Linked DNA regions of Homo sapiens: all the other regions are linked to region 2. The links are chromatin contacts, found by Hi-C or POLR2A ChIA-PET in ENCODE. All regions are on one chromosome and are shown on one strand. The core of a region is the stretch at or near the end of the contact, and the rest is flanking DNA. Distances in the headings are between cores, read along the strand shown. Region 1 overlaps MIR3681HG (MIR3681 host gene). Region 2 overlaps MIR3681HG (MIR3681 host gene). Region 3 has its middle 190 kb from the start of MIR3125.

Region 1 (4,203 bases), core at 79-2,578, 410 kb before region 2:
GTTTTCATCGTTTTTCTTCCATTCCATGAAGTGTCCTCCTCCAGTGGAGCTCCTGACCATCACCTGTCCACAGGAGCGTGGTGCGCAATGTGCTCTTGCAGTGTGGATGCTGCAAGTGATCTAGGATGTTAATGAGCCCAGCTCACTTCTGTCCACCCCCAGGGCTTCAACTTCTACCCCACACCCAGACCTGCTGCATTCAGAGGTCTAGCATTGTCTTTGTTCACATAGCCAACTGCCTACAGGGCACCTTCCCTGCCATTTTCCATAGAGCCCTTAAATGCCAGAAAGGGACTCATCATCTTCTTTTTAAATTCTTTCTCCTCATTCCCTATCTCAGGAAATGAGACAGAAACATAGGAGTCATTCTAAGGCCTTCCATTTCCCTCACTGCCAACATCTAATTACTCACCAGGTCTTGCTGCTGCCACTTCAGAACCACTTTTTTTTTTTTTTTTTTTTCCCCAATTAGGGACCTGGTGCCATCATCTGGCTTCTTACAGCCTGGATCAATCTTTCTATTTGGGGATGCTTGTTATTTTTCCAATAAAGAGACTTTCAAAAAGTCAAAAAAGTGTGCCTCTTGCCTGGATTCACAGATGATTTTGAAAAGGATAATTACCTCTTCCATCTTCAGCTATGATTCTATTTTGGAATCCTCTTCCTCTAATTAAAAAAAACAACAACAACTCCTAATGCTATTTGAGTCTGAGTCATTTGTGCAGTGAAATCACCAAAGCTGCACAAATAAACGTGAAATGCAGGACTCAGGCTCCCCTGGCCTCCCCCTGGGATTGGACATCCCCACAAGATGCAGATAGTAGTTCTTGTGGCACACTTTCCAGATCCAGACCCAAGGCAAACAAAGTATGCTGCATTTTGGGGCAATTTTTCCCCCAAGCTTCTCTTTCAAATGCTTAGAATAGCTTCTGGCATTCAATAAATGTATATTTTTCCTCCCTGCATGTATTCTCCAGGGATTTAAAAATATGCATAAATACTGCTTACGATATGACTAATGCCCTAAGGCCATGAGCAGTGCCCAACTTTCACTCTAGTGAGCATGCAGAGATGTCACCTCATCTTCTTCAATTTCATTAGTCATCAAGGCGTCATAAAAGCTAGAGTTGGGAAGCCCGTAGGGACCACCAAGCATGACCCCTATTTATGCATGGGGAAATGGAGGTCACACACCTCATCAACATCAGTTATAAAGGGCACTGACTTTCAGAAACACACAACACATTAAATCTAGACCTTCCCCCTGGAAGAGCTAACCACAGACTGTTACATGTGGCATCAGTGAAGTCGCAGTTACTTTGGAAGCACCTAAATGCGTTCTGAATTGCCAGTCATGCTGCATATATGAGAGAGAGAAAGAACTGGTCTTGTTAGTTCAAAAGGAGGGGTCGGATCTCCATCAGATCCACATGAAGGGCAGAGAAGAATGAGTCAGAGGCAGGCCCAGGTTCAGCAAAGGCCCAGAGTTTAGGAAGAAAAAAATTGTTGGGAGGAGACTGCATTGTAATGCTTCTATGCTCTTTTCGTATTCAGTTGACTTCAACAACATATTTTTTGATACCCAAAACCATCAGGTGCTGTGCAGGGCATGAAATGGATCATATGTAATCACAAACGGTTGCAGCTTTGAGGGGCTCATAGATGATCAAGTAATCCTAGCACAAAATGGCCATCTTATAATGGAACTCACTGTGCGGTGCTGTAGAGGCAGAGGAGGGGCACTACTCCAGTCGGGGATATTCTGGAAGACGTCACAGTGGGTGACACTTGACTTGGGCACTGAAGGATGAGTAGAGTTTACCAGATGCCCAAGAAGGGAGAGGGTAGTTCAGGAAAAGGAAAGGTTTGTCCAAGGGCACAGGAGGGCAATGTGGTCCAGCATATCCCTGGAGTGTAAACAGTAGGTTTGAGGCAGGAGTGGGCGGTGCTAAGAGGTGAGACTGGGATGAGATGGTGCAGGAACTTAGACACTGGACATTGTCATGAACTAATTAAGAGGCAACACCAACACTGCCTCAGCAGAGGATGCTCCCCCTGTGTCTTATTGGAGTCGCCATGTTTGCTTGTCTCTTCTGCCCACAGCCTTCCTCCATGGGCATTATCATTCAGTTGCTTCCCAGAAAGCTGGGGATCATTTGGATTCATGTTTTCTCATCTTCTTTCATCCAACTCATCCCTAGGTCCTGTCCATCTCCCTCCCAAGTCTACCCCTATTTATCCACCTCTCTCAGGCACTGCTACCCCTTCATAGTCAGAACCACTACCACCTCTTGCTTAGCTGCAATCATCCCCCAGTGAATTTTCTTGCTTCCATTTATAGCTCTCCTGGTTTTGTCTGCTTGCACAGCAGACAGTGGTATCTTCAAAAATGCACTTCTGATCAGGTCACCATGCCACTTTTATTAAGGTAACTTAGTGGCTTCTGGGTAAATAACTTTCAAACCCCTTCCTGTAGTCTGCAAGGTCTTGCCTTACTGACTGCTTTGGGTCATTCCACCACCCCAGCCTCCTCCCACCACTGAATGCCCCTCATCCTCGCTCATTCTTCACTCTGACAGTCCTTCCCCACCTTAGGATAGTCACACATGTTATTTTCTCTGCCATGCATGGTCTTCTCATGCTCTCATGTGGATCTCAGACCTCAGAACATGTTACCACTCAGAAAGTCCTGCCTGACACCACCCTTCTGTCCTACCAGTCTATTTTGCAGTGTCCATTTCTTGACAGCACTTATCACATTGTACACTAGTGTTTTTTAAACAATTTATTCTCAATTCCTAGTACAATGCTTGATGCCCAATAGTTGCTCAATAAGTATTTCTGGAATGTGTGAATTGATCATATACCTTGCTGTGTCAGGCAGGGTTCTTTAGAGAGACAGAGCTAATAGGATATATATATATACCCATATATATATATACCCATATATATACACCCATATATATATACACCCATATATATATACACCCATATATATACACCCATATATACACCCATATATATATGCCCATATATATATACCCATATATATATTCCCATATATATATACCCATATATATATTCCCATATATATACCCATATATATATTCCCATATATATACCCATATGTATATTCCCATATATATATACCCATATGTATATTCCCATATATATACCCATACGTATATTCCCATATATATACCCATACGTATATTCCCATATATATATACCCATACGTATATTCCCATATATATATACCCATACGTATATTCCCATATATATATACCCATATGTATATTCCCATATATATATACCCATATGTATATTCCCATATATATACCCATATGTATATTCCCATATATATACCCATATGTATATTCCCATATATATATATACCCATATGTATATTCCCATATATATATACCCATATATATATTCCCATATATATATACCCATATATATATTCCCATATATATATACCCATATATATATTCCCATATATATATTCCCATATATATATTCCCATATATATATATTCCCATATATATATTCCCATATATATATATTCCCATATATATATTCCCATATATATATATTCCCATATATATATTCCCATATATATATATTCCCATATATATATATTCCCATATATATATTCCATATATATATTCCTATATATATATATTCCCATATATATCTATATATATTCCCATATATATCTATATATATATATTCCCATATATATCTATATATTCCCATATATATCTATATATATATTCCCATATATATCTATATATATATATTCCCATATATATACACGGGAGTTAATTATTAACTTACATGATCACAAGGTCCTGCAATAGGCTGTTTGCAAGCTGAGGAGCAAGGAAAGCCAGGCCGAGTCCCAAAATTGAAGAACTTGAGGGCAGGAAGCATCCAGAATGGGGGAGAAAGACGTAGGCTGGGAGGCTAGTCCAGTCTCTCGTTTTCACGTTTTTCTGCCTGTCTTATATTCGATGGCAGCTGATTAGATTGAGCCCACCAGATTAAGGGTGGATCTGCCTTCCCAAGCACACTGACTCACATGTTAATCTCTTTTGGCAACACCCTCACAGACACACCCAGGATCAATATTTTGTATCTGTCAATCCAGTCAAGTTGACACTCGGTATTAACCATCACACTTTCTAAAGGCAGATTTTG
Region 2 (4,334 bases), core at 165-2,664:
TAACATACTAGTTGCTCTTCTCTGGATAAATTCCAAATTGTCAATTTCACTTTTAAACTTTTATGCTCAGAACTGAGTAGGATATAGCTGCTGTACTCGATGCAGAAAACTCATGCAAAAAGTAGCAGTTTTTCTCCAGTGGTTATGCTCAACTGTTTTAATATACTGCTTTGTCACACAGTCATGCCTGGGGCAGTTCAAGATCCTTCAGATCAAGACCTGGGCTCTTCTAGGAAGTAAAATACAAAGGTTTTACTGCAGAGGATACCTCTGACAGAAGTCTGTCTTTCTCTCCCTCCTTTGTATTTTAAGTTGCATTTTGTAGATAACTAAGTCAAAGCACTATTCAGCCCCTGAATAATAGAAGCAAGCCCTCTAAATAATAGAATGCATTAAATAAGAATTCCAAACATTTTATACATATGACACTTGGAAAGAGTTTTCCTGAAAGTAGCCTGAACTGTTAAAAACCTTGGTTCTAGCCATAATATTGATGATCTGTTTGAACTCCTGAGTCATACAATCTCTCATGTAGGTTAGGCTGCTAATATAATACCTTATGGCATCTAACAATGACAAAAATCATTTTGCAGTTGAGTCAAGCTTAACCATACCATGGGCAGGTAAGTTTTTATTTAAAAAAAATTTCCTACTTGAGTGCCCATCAATTCCTCTCTGCCTGGGTTATATTTGTCTCTTTATATTTTTCAATATAGTTCCCAAGAGAAAATTGATCTTATTTCCAGTTCCTAATGAAAATATGAGATTTTAAAAAACTGTAATGAAAGGTTTCAATTTATAGAGGGTGTGTTCTCTTCCTCAATCTGGAATATCTGCAATACCTTCCCTCAAGTGAAATGTTCAGCTTATTTAGAGGATATCAGGATGGTTTGCTATTTCCTGTGCCTCATGACTGCATACGTATTTGCCATCTGATATTTAATAAAGCCATTCAAGGACCATGACATTTCGTTGGATGGCACAGTAAGGAAAGAAGTCTGATGAGACCCAAACATGCGTGGCAGGAATTGGAGGAAGGTACAAGGAAAGTATCTTTGCTTTTGCATTTGGGAGATTCAAAGAAGCAGGTTTTTTGTTTGTTTCTTAGAAAACAACAAAGTTGTCTCTCCCCCCTACTACACAGAACCACTTTCAGAGAAGACTTTCAAAAGCTTCGACAACAACAAAAAACTAAACTAAAACTAAACAAAGGCTCCCCGGCTACTAGAACAGGGTTTGCTTCATCTTCAAGCTGTTCTTTCACAGCCATGTCCTAGTTATGACAGTGTGGGAAGTCGGAATGACAACCACCAAACCAAACTGGTCTCTGTCTTCACCTTCTCACAGAAAAAAAAAAAAAAAGCCCCATCTTGGAATGTGCTCTGAAGATTTTCTCGTCTCACTGTAGCTAGGAAAGAATTCACCCCAGAGGCTAGAGCAACATGCTTGGCTAAGCTTCCCACAAAACCAAGGACTACTTGCCTTAAAGGTTTTCCTTTCATTGGAATCGCTTATGCATATGTCATCACTGACTCATATCTCATAAACATGATTTACAAAAAAAGCTTGTCAGCTGGGTTTTATTAAATAGTAAATTAAAAAAAAAAACCTGCATCCAGAATATCCAACAAGCTCAACACCCACAAATTCACTGGCTCATCTTCCAGCATCATGTGGTGGTTGATAAGTCTGAAGAACACACACACACCTCATCAGCTCCCATCAAACTCTCTCTGCACCCACGGGAAAAGCTCCACATTCATAGAATTCCTCCCACACATGCCTGCACCCCATCAGCACAAGCAAAGATGAGGATTTACTCTGTGAGTCCAAAGAAAATAAATTGCTCCATTTATACATGACACATGAAAGAAAAAGTCATGCTTATGTCAAGCTAGAAATACACTTTTTAAAAGACAAAATTGTTACTTAAAAAAGGAAAAGTGCTTTGGCTCTGGAATGCCTGGTGGGTGCAATAATTCAATTAAAATTCATTGTTCTGACTCTGGCAAGTATTCATTTGTTCACCAATATTTTAGAGAGATCTATTCTCATTGGTTCTTCGAGTTCATGGAAAGCTTCATGTCATCTTATTGGATTGTCTTGTATTTTAAATGATTACTATATAGGCATCCTGGGAAGATGGAAAGACATTAAAAACCCTAAATCCTAGGCACATCTTCTATCTACTTTACAAAATAGTGTGTATGAAATAATTCAACAGAAGCCAAGGGTATGGAATCCTTAGTAAAACCTGAAATAAGTGAACAAAATTATGCCTTTCAGATTCTGGAAGGCATTTATATACCTTTCCACACCAGTAGTCTGGATTTAAACTGTGATGATAGGAGATCTAGGATTTATAATGAGACCAGTTTAAGTTATTGTGCTCATGATGTATTTTATTAGAGTAGCACTACTGATGACAAACATCTTTTAAAAATGGATAAAGGCAGCAACATGACAGAAGTTTGTTTTCAGCTCATATAAGCCTTAAGAATTGTTTTCTTCATTAGTGCATGACTTTCCTTCCAGTTGTGATTCTGGGACCTAGTCTTCTGTCATACTGTGGCTCTGATATCTTCAATATATGTTTTCCAAAACAAATTATCCAAGGCATCTGGGTGAATCTGAAACTAAAGGAAAGAGCATAGGAAATGACATGTAATCGACTATTGTGGACCACCATGGAAGTAGCACTTGCCACTTCTGTACACATCTCATTGGCCGGGACTCAGTCATGTAACCTCACCTAACTTCAGGGAACATTGAAAATGTCTCCTAGTTGTGTGCTCAGGAGAAAAAGAGAGTGGGTTTGGTAAATAGCAGGCCAATTTTTGCTACTCAAGGAAAAGAAGAAATTCCCATTCTACCATCTTTCCTCTTGTGTGAGAAGGCATGACAAGGACCACAGCTCATCCGCATTGAGTATGTAGCAGACATTTAGGGGAAACTTTCGTCAGTGATTCCAGAGACTGTTTTATTTCAGTTCCTCTCCAGAGAGTTCTCTTAACATGCAGTAAATATCAAAAATGGAGCTTCTGATAATTGTACCATGGGCCAGGGCCTTGGTATTCTGAATAATAATTACTAAGGCATTCTGTTCAATTGGGTTTTAAAGATCAATTGTATCTGAGTTGCCACATCATGGAAGGTCTTTCGATGATTTTTTTCACTGTGAAATCTATGTGCATTTGATCATGTAGACGTCCATTCTTTTGTTTTTCCATTCCTTTCAAAAACTAAATTGAGACAGCTTACAAAATAAAATTCAACAAGTAAATGGTAGACCCAACACCTTGAAAAGGGAATATTATTGGTAGTAAAATTAAATGAAGCTGGGGGTGAGGGTATTACATTTAATGTATATATGCGTCTCTTTAAAAGAGAGGGATAAAGTTGAGGGTTGTAAATAAGCTCATTTAATAGTGGCCAAAGTAAAGAATGCGACCTCAGACATGGGGCCTGTAATTATCTTTCATGCTGCCCTGATGTGCTCTTTCCTTCCAGGGACTCCCACATTTCCCTAAATCCATTAACAACAAGAACAGAATAGAGGGGAAAATGCTTGAAAAGAATATTTAATATGAGTGATGAAATCAAGTGCTAAATTTAAAAAGAAAGGAATGGGATGGGCAATTATTATAGCAAAAAGAGAACAGGAAAAGTGAAAAGCAGAGAAAGAAAACTGGCAATCTAACTCCTTTTTGACTAGAAACAGGACACAAGAAGCAAACTGCTGGTGGTGTGTGTGTGGGGGGTGTTTAAGCAAAGATGTCAGACTCCCAAGATTAAACTAGTGAAGAATGGGAAGGGAGAGGGAGAAGAGGCAAAATGCACAAAACTCCATAAAAGGGAGCCGAGTGTCCATGTATTTGAGTAGATGGATATAAATAGAACATCACAGTATTCGGAATGTTTGTGGAACTTCTTATGATAACAACGAGCGTCCTATTTTTAATAGGATGCTTACCTTCCAAATTCTATCAAAACATAACAGGAAATAAATATTAACCAAAGTACCAAAAGGCATAGTAAACATGGAGTGCATTATTGTATATATCTACAATGAATGTCTTAGTACAAAATGGGAGTTCAACTAAAAAAACAGAAATGGTTCAATAATTTATGGTGCATTTTCTGAATAAAATACTATGTAGCTATTAAAATGAATAACGTGGAAACACCATAGCAACAAGTCTAATTGTTTATTACATAATAGCAATAAAAAAAGAAGGGTCAAGAGGATATGTGTGTTATGATTACAAGTGTGTAAAAAAACCGTGGACAAGAAATAAAAGGAAAGATTGCGAAAAATATTATGTATTGAAGAT
Region 3 (4,383 bases), core at 1,440-3,939, 400 kb after region 2:
TGGCAGAGTAGTTACACCAGAGATCGTGTGGGCTGCAAAGCCTAAAATACGTATTATTTTGCCATTTATAAAAAAATAGCTATTCACAATAGCAAAGACTTGGAACCAACCCAAATGTCCAACAATGATAGACTGGATTAAGAAAATGTGGCACATATACACCATGGAATACTATGCAGCCATAAAAAATGATGAGTTCATGTCCTTTGTAGGGACATGGATGAAATTGGAAACCATCATTCTCAGTAAACTATCGCAAGAACAAAAAACCAAACACCGCATATTCTCACTCATAGGTGGGAATTGAACAATGAGATCACATGGACACAGGAAGGGGAATATCACACTCTGGGGACTGTGGTGGGGTCGGGGGAAGGGGGAGGGATAGCATTGGGAGATATACCTAATGCTAGATGACACGTTAGTGGGTGCAGCGCACCAGCATGGCACATGTATACATATGTAACTAACCTGCACAATGTGCACATGTACCCTAAAACTTAGAGTATAATAAAAAAAAAATAAATAAAAAATAATAAAAAATAAAAAAAAAAAGGCGTGAGCCACCGTGCAAAAAAAAAAATAAAAATAAAAAAAATAAAAAAAATAGTTGTTGGGTCCTGGAATAGATCAATCTATAAACAATGCAGAGGACTGTTCCTGCTTTTGTGCTTGCACGTTCTGTACTAAGATCATCTGTATTCTTATTTCTCTCTCCCATTATTAGACTGTGAGCTCCTTTAGGACAGGGACAAACCATATTCAGTTCATTTTGGTTTTTCTAACTCCTAATACAATATTGCTACAATGATCCATGGGTTAATTAAGTCCATTTTGCTCATTCAGCTTATGAATTATCTAGTCCAGCTGCTAATTTAACTGATTTGAAAATTGAAACCAAAGGAGGTTGAGTGACCTTCTTTAAAGCCCCAGCAACTGAGTATCTACATTGGATCTCAAACCTAGGTCTCTTGACTCTTAATCCTGCTGTCTTTGTTCTTACTGTAACTCAGCTGTTCAAATTAGTTTAAAAATAAGCAATAATGTGAACATTAGTAGAACCAAGACAGTGGAGATATGTATCTACTTATAGAGTCATTCTTTTACAGGCGCGATGACTCATTTATGTGGAAAATGTGCCCAGGAGCTATGTCTAAATCTGTGTTCTAGTCATCTCTATAGAGCAGAAGTTTGTGCATTATCTTAGGAAGCCAGGCTTAATGAATCTCCCTAGAAAGCTTTGGAGATTCTGCGAGGAGTCCTCCATGGAGGTCAGAGATATAGAAAGCTCCGTATTGCTATTCCATATGCCTGTTCACCCTTCCTATTAGGAGGCTGGAAATATAATTAGAAGACAAGCACCACAGATGCTGCAGTTTACAATATCCAGAAGAAACTGCCGAAATGGGTAAGACATGAAAGGATAATTTTGCTTATACAAAATAGCAGACTGCAAACTAAAACCAAGAAAAACAAACAGGCAGATGGGAAGAGTGGAGAAGGCACTGGCACAGCTGTGAGCAGGATTTAGACACCCAGATGCAACATAATTTGGGGGGAGGGGTGGGAGAGGAAGAGCATCTGAAAGAAAATTAGAATCACAAAAGATGCTGAAGAATAATGAGTTTCTCATCTCTCCACCTGCAGGTTAAACTTTTTCACCACTCCCTAATACCGTGGTTGCTGAAAGTCATTTCCTGGGGGATGGAAGAACAGGACTCTAGGACGGAAAAGATAAATAGACGTCATTCTTAGCAAAAAAGGCAGCAGCAGTAAAATCAACAGCTATGGTTGTGATGGAAGAAGAAAGACATAACCATTACCCAGAAGAGGGTGGATAGTAGTGTTTAGTTTTATTATTAGCAGCACTATTTACATAACAGCACATGTGCATGCCTGCCTGTCCATATAGAGCTATGGGCTTGGGGTGGGGCAAGAGAGAGTCATTGCTTGTAGAATTTCTACTAGGCAGTAGCCACTATGATGGAAACTACACATATCATCTTCATTAATTCCCCGCTTTCCCACAACAGCAACAAATTAAAAAAAAATCAATGATGTATTGTTTTTCCTGTTTGGGGGGATTAGGAAACTAAAGGACCAAGGGGTAGGAGCCAGGATTTAAATTTAGATCTTTATGATGCCCTAGAGGGTATTCCTCAACCACTTAAGTACAAACACAAAGCAAAGTCATCAGAAAAAACATTTCTGTTATGTAAAATCAAACGTAACACCAAAAGGGAGCAGCAATATGTTCTTTAGCAAATTGTGACTCAAAAAAGAAGAAGCTTCTGTCAGCCAAGGGAGATTCAGCAACTGGGTGCTTAGCTCTGCCATGCCACAGAGCACCTCTTCGCTTCTCTAAAAGTACTTAAAAAAAAACAACTGGCTGTTTATGCATTTTTATTCTCACTATGTTGTGAGCCCCTGCAGGACAGAAATTGGACATTACTCATCCATATATGCCCAGAACCCAGTAAAAAGCCTAGCCCTGCGTAGAGCTACTACGTGGCTGGACTCTAGGAGTCCCCACTTAAATACTGGTGTTAATGTGAGTGATGGAGGCAGGGCTGTGCTCCATAGGAGGCCCACAGAGAGCAGGTGTTCCCTAAATGATGACAGAGGGATGGGCTTGTTTCAGCCAGCCAGCTTCTAAGAAGTTTCCAGTGAGATCGAACTGCTCCTTCCCCTACATTTTCAGGGCATTCTATTTAGTATGCACCTTTCCCCCTTCCTCCACCCCACCACATTCTCATCACAGTTCTGTGTGTCAGAATGATGTTTATCCCTAAGGCTATTTATGGGCATGACTGGATTTTATCTTAGCTTCCTTGAAGTGGCCCAGTCAAGTGAAATGAGTCTGCATTTTAAACAAAATAATGTGCTTCTTTCTAAAACAAGATTTTTTAATCTATAAAATATAGCTCATAAAACCCTTTTCACACATAATCTATGCTAAGTAATATCTTTTTCTTTATTGTCTATTTCATTCCTCCCTCCTGGTGGGCACACCATGAGAGAGTTCCTTGAACGGGTGTGTCAACTGTTTCCCAGTGGCAATAGGGCCGTTCTGCCTGTTACTGCAAAAAATGAGGTAGAGTTCCCATATCTTGGAGGATATATCTCTTCATGGGAAGAGAAAAATCCTAGCTCTGCATTCCAGCTCATGGGCTGTGTGCACCAGCTATTTTGGGGAAGGGGAAAGCCAGTCTCACAACACTTTCCCCAGAGAAAAGATGCCAATCTCAACATTAACCATTAGGAAACATCATTAAAGCAGATGAGAAATGGGCTGCGGACATTTTTATGAGCCCAAAATACTCTACTTGGAGGTTTTATGGAGACCACAGGAAGCCAGAGAGACAATGACATCCATACCCTTTTTTTAGAGTCTGCTGAGCTGAGGAACAATCTCTGTGCTCCATAGAGTGTGTTTTTGCAAGTGTAAATTACCATTGGGGGCCATGTCAAAGTAAGCCTTTTTCAGAGACTTGTGCACCTGTTGGAGATAGAATGCTCTAGGCCAAGTAGTTGTGGGCTTACTGTCCATATCCATCCAGAGTTGCAAAGAAAATACTTCCTTTTGATTCCAGGACAGTCTTGGAATTAGTCTTTAGAGAAGGCTATTCTGCTTAAATCTGCATGGTTGCAACATTGCACCAGTAATCTCTATATATTGGTTTTCTTATTTTTTCATATGACAAAATGAAGCTCAGAAAAGTTGAGAAACTTGCACACACACACAACTAGTAAGTAAAGGAATCAGAATTTGACTCTGCATGTTCTTCCTTATGGCACCACCTCCTTATCCAAGCCCAAAATGTAGATTTAAGGCAGGGACAGGAAAGAGGGTGTGCATACAGAAGTGGCCCCAAATGAGGTCTCTTGGGTCTTTATTTAGGGCAAGCTCAGCAGAGATATTTTTTTCTCTGTACATCAGGAATTGTGTTTTTAAGGCATTAAACCACACAGTGAAAATAGGAGAGAGGTGAGCAAAGTCCTGGCAGGTTGCTCTCTGCCTTCAGTAATGCAGTTGTGTGTTTTCCCGGGAGCCCTAGAAGAGGGATGGGGAAGATGGTCCAGAATAGTCCTGAATTGTAGAGCTTTCCTATTTATACTGACATCTCGTGGTAGTGCTGTGTGACTGCAATCTGCATTGTCTTGGGAGCCAAGCATTCAACTTTACCAATATTCATTTTACTCATTCGTGAATTAATTGAACCAGAAGTTGTTACTAAGCACTTGGTATTTGCCAGGCACTGTGCTAGACACTAGAGAATACTATGACATGCTCACAGAAAGATCCTGGGAAAGACCAAATTGGAAACTCTTAAAGGAGCTCAATGCTTATCAAAGCGTTAAGAACAACAACTAGTGAATGTA

The links. A loop is a pair of places that touch in the nucleus more often than their neighbours do. ChIA-PET counts read pairs that join two places held with the same protein, here RNA polymerase II (POLR2A). Pooled maps may share reads with other maps.
Region 1: a loop to region 2 is called in a map of chondrocyte, with 4 times the contacts of the local background. The contact joins two enhancer-like sites. A Hi-C loop is called at or near these places in 1 of 168 maps with a recorded cell type or tissue (chondrocyte). POLR2A ChIA-PET finds 5 or more read pairs at or near these places in 1 of 52 experiments (naive thymus-derived CD4-positive, alpha-beta T cell).
Region 3: a map of ascending aorta shows a loop between it and region 2 (2.4-fold over the local background). The contact joins two enhancer-like sites. A Hi-C loop is called at or near these places in 2 of 168 maps with a recorded cell type or tissue (Right ventricle myocardium inferior and ascending aorta) and 6 of 50 pooled maps.

What each region holds. Positions count from the first base shown.
Region 1 is chr2:12,119,608-12,123,810 of GRCh38, forward strand. The region is part of intron 2 of MIR3681HG (MIR3681 host gene); the gene reads left to right. Among named protein-coding and RNA genes, the nearest start is that of MIR3681, 77 kb to the right of the region's middle. RefSeq lists a silencer at 1,202-1,402. Within about 2 kb of position 1,329, at least 2 of the 41 ENCODE cell types and tissues checked have a DNase peak (open chromatin) inside an H3K27ac peak, as active enhancers do.
Region 2 is chr2:12,533,342-12,537,675 of GRCh38, forward strand. The region is part of intron 4 of MIR3681HG (MIR3681 host gene); the gene reads left to right. Among named protein-coding and RNA genes, the nearest start is that of TRIB2, 180 kb to the right of the region's middle. Within about 2 kb of position 1,415, at least 7 of the 41 ENCODE cell types and tissues checked have a DNase peak (open chromatin) inside an H3K27ac peak, as active enhancers do.
Region 3 is chr2:12,927,287-12,931,669 of GRCh38, forward strand. No RefSeq gene overlaps it. Among named protein-coding and RNA genes, the nearest start is that of MIR3125, 190 kb to the left of the region's middle. Within about 2 kb of position 2,690, at least 3 of the 41 ENCODE cell types and tissues checked have a DNase peak (open chromatin) inside an H3K27ac peak, as active enhancers do.